Linked DNA regions of Homo sapiens: region 1 is linked to region 2. Evidence: chromatin contacts called from ENCODE Hi-C or POLR2A ChIA-PET data. All regions are on one chromosome and are shown on one strand. The core of a region is the stretch at or near the end of the contact, and the rest is flanking DNA. Distances in the headings are between cores, read along the strand shown.

Region 1 (3,002 bases), core at 433-2,932, 220 kb after region 2:
TAATTTTTTGTATTTTGTGTAGAGATGGGGTTTTGCCCTGTTGTCTAGGCTGGTCTCAAACTCCTGAGTTCAAGTGATCCTCCCAACTCGGCATCCCAAAGTGCTGGGATTACAGGCGTGAGACCCCACGCCTGGCTGACACATATTTTTTAATGCCTGCCAACAACAGGCTAGGGTTTACAAGTCAAACCAAAAATCCATGTGTGAACAGCACATAGTGAAGTGTAACTATGGCCCCAAAGAAGCCCTTGGCCTTGTGAACATGTCTTGCTCATTTCTGAATGATATTTCATGTACCTGGGAGTAGCTCCCAGAAGAAAATGCTCCACCCACAACTGGGTGGCTTCCTTAAAACCTTGCAAAACCAGCTTGAAAGAACTAAAAGAATAATTTAGGTAGAAAAGTCATTGGCTTGAACTCCATCCACCAAAACTGCTTTGTGTTTTCTTAGCTGGAGAATCCAGAGAAGTGTCATTTTTCCTATTATTGTTGGCTTTGCATTGTTTGAAACAAGATGCCACTCATTATTTGCAACACATCTCTTTGGTGAGTCCATGACACACTGTGGGCGTGGGACCTACACACTCACATTCCCTGAATAATGTATGTTTCCTTTGGTAGTGTTTATACAGCCTAATGTTACACATGGGCGAAGGTGGAGCGCTGTTCTACCTATTGAGAACAGTCTAAGGTGAGAGGCCAAATCATAGATCAATGACAGGCTCTGTAGGACAGCAGACAGTGTTGCTCTTTCAGATGTGGAGAGGGAGAAGAGATTCCACTTTTCCGGTCTAGCCAATATGGGGCAACAGACATCCGACAGCAGTGTCATAAACCTTGAGCAAAAACTCAGGACAAGGGATAGCCAGCTATTTTAGAAGCTTTGAAGCTGCATATTCATCTGGAGGCCAATGTGTTCGTGTTCTTCTGAAAATGAAAACCACTCTCTTTCCTAACATGGATAACACTCTAACACTCCCGTGGGAACGAGATTGGAAGCTTTCTGCCCCAGGTCACAGTGGGTGACCAAAGAAGGCCGCTCCAAACACTGAAGCATCCTGGTGGTTTACTTAACAGGATCGAAGCAAAGCCAGCTCTCACCGCAGCAGCCTTCTACCAGTCACTAAATGATGGCAGGGCCAGCAGACTCTGTCAACTCCTGTGGTTGCCCGAATCTGATCTTCACCTCATATCCACCTTTCCCAGGCACAACCCAGAGTTCAAACTTTTGCCCTCTCCAAATTCAGATGAAGGGATCGGGTGCAGTGGCTCACGCCCATAATCCTAGCACTTTGGAAGGCCAAGGCAGGCAGATCACTTGAGGTCAGGAGTTCGAGACCAGCCTGGCCAACATGGCAAAACCCCGTCCATGCTAAAAATACAAAAATTAGCCGGGCATGGTGGTGCGTGCCTGTAATCCCAGCTACTTGGGAGGCTGAGGCACAAGAATCACTTGAACCTGGGAGGTGGAGGTTGTGGTGAGCTGAGATCGGGCCACTGCACCCCAGCCTGGGTAACAGAGCAAGACTCTGTCTCAAAAAAAAAAAAAAAAATCAGATGAAGGGATCCAATCATCTCCCAGAAAAAATGCTCAGTCCTTTCACTAAATTCTCCCTATAAGATGGGAATTTTCTCCTTGTGTCATAGAAGTGGAAACTAAAGCTCAGAAAGCTCATGTGACACAGCAGGTCAGAGGCGGTGCCAGGAGAGAAACCCAGGTCTGTGTGACTCCAAAGGTCACGTTCTTTTCACTTCCTCATTTTCCACCAAAAAAAAAAAAAAGTACCAGTTTTACACATAAACAAATACTGTTGTCCATTGACACTTCGGTATTAGCAGGTTCTGAGTTTCACTCTAATGGAGCTCATTGGGCCTGACTGGGTCTAGTTAGAGGTGGCAAGTATGTTAACGATATGAGGCCAGAGAGTTCTCCGCCCCTTAAGAAGCAATAACTTTATTCCTGGCCAAGGATGATGAGTTGACTATGTTCTTTGGACCCTTTGTCACGGCAAGGTATAATTCTCAATCTAGACTAGACAGATTGGCTGGCGCTATCACTTGGAAAGAAAGGAGTTTACTCCTCTTTGATGTCCTCCTTTGTGTCTGGAAGCAATCAATATAAAATTTATTTAGCCTTATCTTCTGTAACAAACCAAAGAGGGGAAAGTGTCCCAGAGAAGGCCGCGGGCACTTACTCACCCTTATTAATTCCATGTAACAACTGAGAGGCACTTTGAGCCTCTTAACCAAAAGCTTCACATCTTCAGATGCCAAGCCTCCAGCAGCAGGGCCACATGGCTCAAGCAGACAGGGAGCAGACTGGAAGTAGGCTGGAAGCCAACCTGAGCACAGCACCATGTCTCCAGGACCAGGCGGCACAGAAACTTGAGGCCACCTGTTCATCCACTGTATTTTTACCTATTTTTAAAATGTTCAACTCTCAGGGCTGGTGTTAGATGCTTATGATGCCACCAGGTAAGCCCACAGGTGCCAAAACATTATGTGCTTCTGCTTTGATATTCTCTGATGGATATTGCTGGCCCCAGCTCCCCTCTGGTACTTGGGGGGAAGTGGAAGAAGAAGAAAGATGAGCTGGTTGTTCTTGCTGCTGTTTCTCCACGATGAGACAGAATGAAAACCCTCTTTGGTTCCCTTCTGAATCCACCATCTGAGGACCAAGATATTCTCGGCTTGAATGAAATCAAAGTGGTTTAAATTAAAACTAATTATATCTGCTTTTAGAAACTGTAGGAATAGGCCAGGTGCGGTAGCTCACGCCTGTATTCCCAGCACTTTGGGAGGCCGAGACAGGCAGATCACCTGAGCTCAAGAGTTCAAGACCAGTCTGGGCAACATGGTGAAACCCCGTCTCTACTAAAAATACAAAAATTAGCCAGGCGTGGTGGTGCGTGCCCATAGTCCCAGCTACTCAGGAGGCTGAGTCAGGAAAATCGCTCAAACCCAAGAGGCAGAGGTTGCAGTGAACTGAGATAGCGCCACTG
Region 2 (3,136 bases), core at 38-2,537:
ATGTCAGAGACTGCAGTTGCAAGAGAAAGCTTTTATAGGAGGGTGTAGAATTAAAGGACAAGAGGACTCTACATGTGGATGGAGGAGGGCACCCTGTCCGGCAGTACTGCAAGAGCAAAAGTTTGGAGGTGGGAGTGAGGTGAGTGCGTCTGCCGGCCAGAATTCTTGGGCCAGGGTGAGCAGAAAGGTTGGAGGCCAAGGGAAGGTGGGTGGTGGTGAACCTTATCCTGAAGTGTGCAAGGTGACAGTCAGAAGCTTAGAACTCCAGCCACGGGCCCTGCATGTGGCCTCCTAGCTGTAGTCTGTCCACCGAGATCGTGAGGATGCTGGTGGTTGAAAGAACTGCACCTCTGAGCAGGTGAAGAGAGAAGCTAAGGAGGGGTGATGGCAGAGGCGATGGGACAGGCTTTCTAACGATGAGGGGCTGGGGATCAACGCTCTCACGGAAGCTAAAAGAGCCCCAGCAACCACCCGCCTGGGCCCTGAGCTCTCTCCAAAGCGGGAGGGGATTCACTAAGAGGTTGCTCCCCTGGCATTGAACTCAGCATCCTATACTGGTCCTCACCATGAAGACCCCCAAGAGTGCTTCAGACCATTGCTTCTCACATTCTCTGTATAAAGACACTAATTTGTTTTTAGATTTCCAAGCATGTCACGGACCAATATGTTTGTTAAATATACTAAGAATGAATTGCTAGAAAGATGAAATTAAAAAGACATACACCGCCAGGTGCAGTGGCTCACGCCCATAATCTCACCACTTTGGGAGGCGGAGGTAGGTGCATCGCTTGAGCCCAGGAGTTCAAGATCAGCCTAGGCAACAAAGTGAGACCCCCGTATCTACAAAACTTAAAAAATTAGCCAGGTGTGGTGGCGCAGTCTGTAGTCCCAGCTATTCTGGAGGCCGAAGTGGGAGGATCGCTTGAGGCTGCAGTGAGCCGAGATCGCACCACTGCACTCCAGCCTGGGTGATAGAGTGAGACTCTGTCTCCAAAAAAAAAAAGGACATACATCATGCAAGTTTGGATTTTTGTTTTTAGATTCAACTGACGAAGTTACGGGATCAAACTGCTGTAGGAGCTGCCAAACGCTTCTCTCCATTTCTGGCCGCGGGGCCGCGGACCGCCCTTTAAGTAGCCCGTTTTATCCCTGGCAGAGGTGGAGCCTTAGGCAGGCCTAGAGACTTTCCCGGGTCCTCCAGGCCGGGGAACGCCCCGCTCGGAGGCCGGGCTTGGGCGGAGACTGCGCCGGGGCTGCTGAAAACTAGCCGAGGAGAGCCAGGGAGCCGGAGAGATCGCGCGCCTGCCGCCGCCGGAGCCTGCGAGCCGAGACCGTAAGCGCCCGGGGCCGGCCGGGCCCGCACTCCCCGGACGCAGACGCGGTTCGGGCTCCGCGCGGGCTCGGCCGCCGGGGTGGGCGGCGGGCCGGGGCGCCGAGGGGTCGGGGCTGCGGTCGGCCCGCAGGGGTGCAGAGGGACTTGTAGTTGGTCCGCCCCCAGCTCCTGCCCCGGCCAGGAGACTGCGCGTGCCGCCTACTGGGGGAAGGAGCCTGCAGGCGACCGCGGACTTCTCGCAGGGAATTCCGCGTCCCAGACTGTGGGCGGACGCCGCAGGGAGGGAGGCTCGCGACCCCGAGAGCGCACCGCGTCCCCTGGCCTGGGCGAGCTCTGCTTCCAGGGCCGTGGCTCGCTCGGCGGTGAAATGCACTTAATTTGTCACCCAAGTCGGAACACTGATTTTCATGCGCGTCCGTGTGAAGAGACCACCAAACAGGCTTTGTGTGAGCAACATGGCTGTTTATTTCACCTGGGTGCAGGCGGGCTGAGTCCGAAAAGAGTCAGCCAAGGGAGATAGGGGTGGGGCCGTTTTATAGGATTTGGGTAGGTAAAGGAAAATTACAGTCAAAGGGGGGTTCTCTGGCGGGCAGAGTGGGGGGGGTCACAAGGTGCTCAGTAGGGGAGCTTTTGAGCCAGGATGAGCCAGGAGAAGGAATTTCACAAGACAATGTCATCAGTTAAGGCAGGAACAGGTCATTTTCACTTTTGTGGTGGAATGACATCAGTTAAGGCAGGAACCGGCCATCTGGATGTGTAGGTGCAGGCCACAGGGGATATGATGGCTTAGCTTCGGCTCAGAGGCCTGACACTGATCACACCTTTTAGTTGAAATGCGCTTTCATCTCCATCTGCTGCCGCAGCCGCCGCCCGGCACCCCCTCGCTCTGGTCTCGGGATTGAAGGCCAGCCCTCTCCTCTTGTAGAACAGGAAACTTGCCCGGGAGTTCACCTTGTAGTTGAAGCCAGGGAATGTGGTCAACCTGAGCAAAAGCGCCGCGGAGACCGAGTGGCCGCCTGCCTCCCTCCCTGGCAGATGTCGGTTTTCTCTGAGCTTCTGGCTCCTTCCTTGCCCTGGCGGCTCCCGAGATCTTGGAGGTGGGGTGCCTAGCAATGTTGTAATCCTAATTTTGACTTTTTTTTCTTAAAGTTGAATGCCCCCTCCATAGCCCACCTCCCATTGTTTAAACTTCAGGTTCCGCAAAGCCTGGATCCGCCCCTACAGGCAACACTCGTTGTCCTGGAAGTTCTGTGAGGGCTCAGCTTGTGGCTGGAGGTGGGAGGTGAGGGGGACCCATGCACTTGGCAGGCCCGCTTCCAGGACAGCCCTTTGCTGGGATTGATGAGCTGTTGGTGGAAAATTGTTGAGGACCTTGGGGTTGGTGGCTGTTTCGGTACCACTGTGCAGCCTCCTCTGCATCCAGCATAATTTAAAATAAACATTTTCAGGAAGCCACACTTCTCCAGAAAGTAACATTGTTTTCTGGTGTAACGGTTGCCTCCTTCAGGGAGCTAGGTTTGGGGGATAATAGGGGGCCTTTCACTGGCCCCACTTGGTCTGACTTAGCAGCAAAAACTCTGCGAGTGCTCTCCAAGCAGTTTTTCTTTCCCAAATTTCCACACCTAGGAGGCGCTGAGGAGGCATGGGCGGTACTTAGGAACTGCTCACTGTGGAACTGAGGCACAGCGGGGAGCATGCCCTCGTGGGATTTGCAGTTCTAGGGGCAGAGGGATAATAAACAAAATACATTTGTAAACTATAAAGTATGTTAGAAGATGATGTGTAATATGGAGATAAATAAAA

What was found. Hi-C counts contacts between places; a loop is a spot of excess contacts on that map. ChIA-PET counts read pairs that join two places held with the same protein, here RNA polymerase II (POLR2A). Pooled maps may share reads with other maps.
Region 1: a loop to region 2 is called in a pooled map, with 2.6 times the contacts of the local background. The contact joins the enhancer-like site here to the promoter of EPHX1 in region 2. A Hi-C loop is called at or near these places in 1 of 50 pooled maps. POLR2A ChIA-PET finds 5 or more read pairs at or near these places in 2 of 52 experiments (K562 and activated T-cell).

The regions. Positions count from the first base shown.
Region 1 is chr1:226,027,434-226,030,435 of GRCh38, forward strand. No RefSeq gene overlaps it. Among named protein-coding and RNA genes, the nearest start is that of SDE2, 30 kb to the left of the region's middle. RefSeq lists an enhancer at 2,765-2,814. Within about 2 kb of position 1,683, at least 8 of the 41 ENCODE cell types and tissues checked have a DNase peak (open chromatin) inside an H3K27ac peak, as active enhancers do.
Region 2 is chr1:225,808,837-225,811,972 of GRCh38, forward strand. It overlaps EPHX1 (epoxide hydrolase 1), which reads left to right and starts at 1,288. Exons shown (of 9, transcript NM_001136018.4): 1 at 1,288-1,333. RefSeq lists a silencer at 1,246-1,465.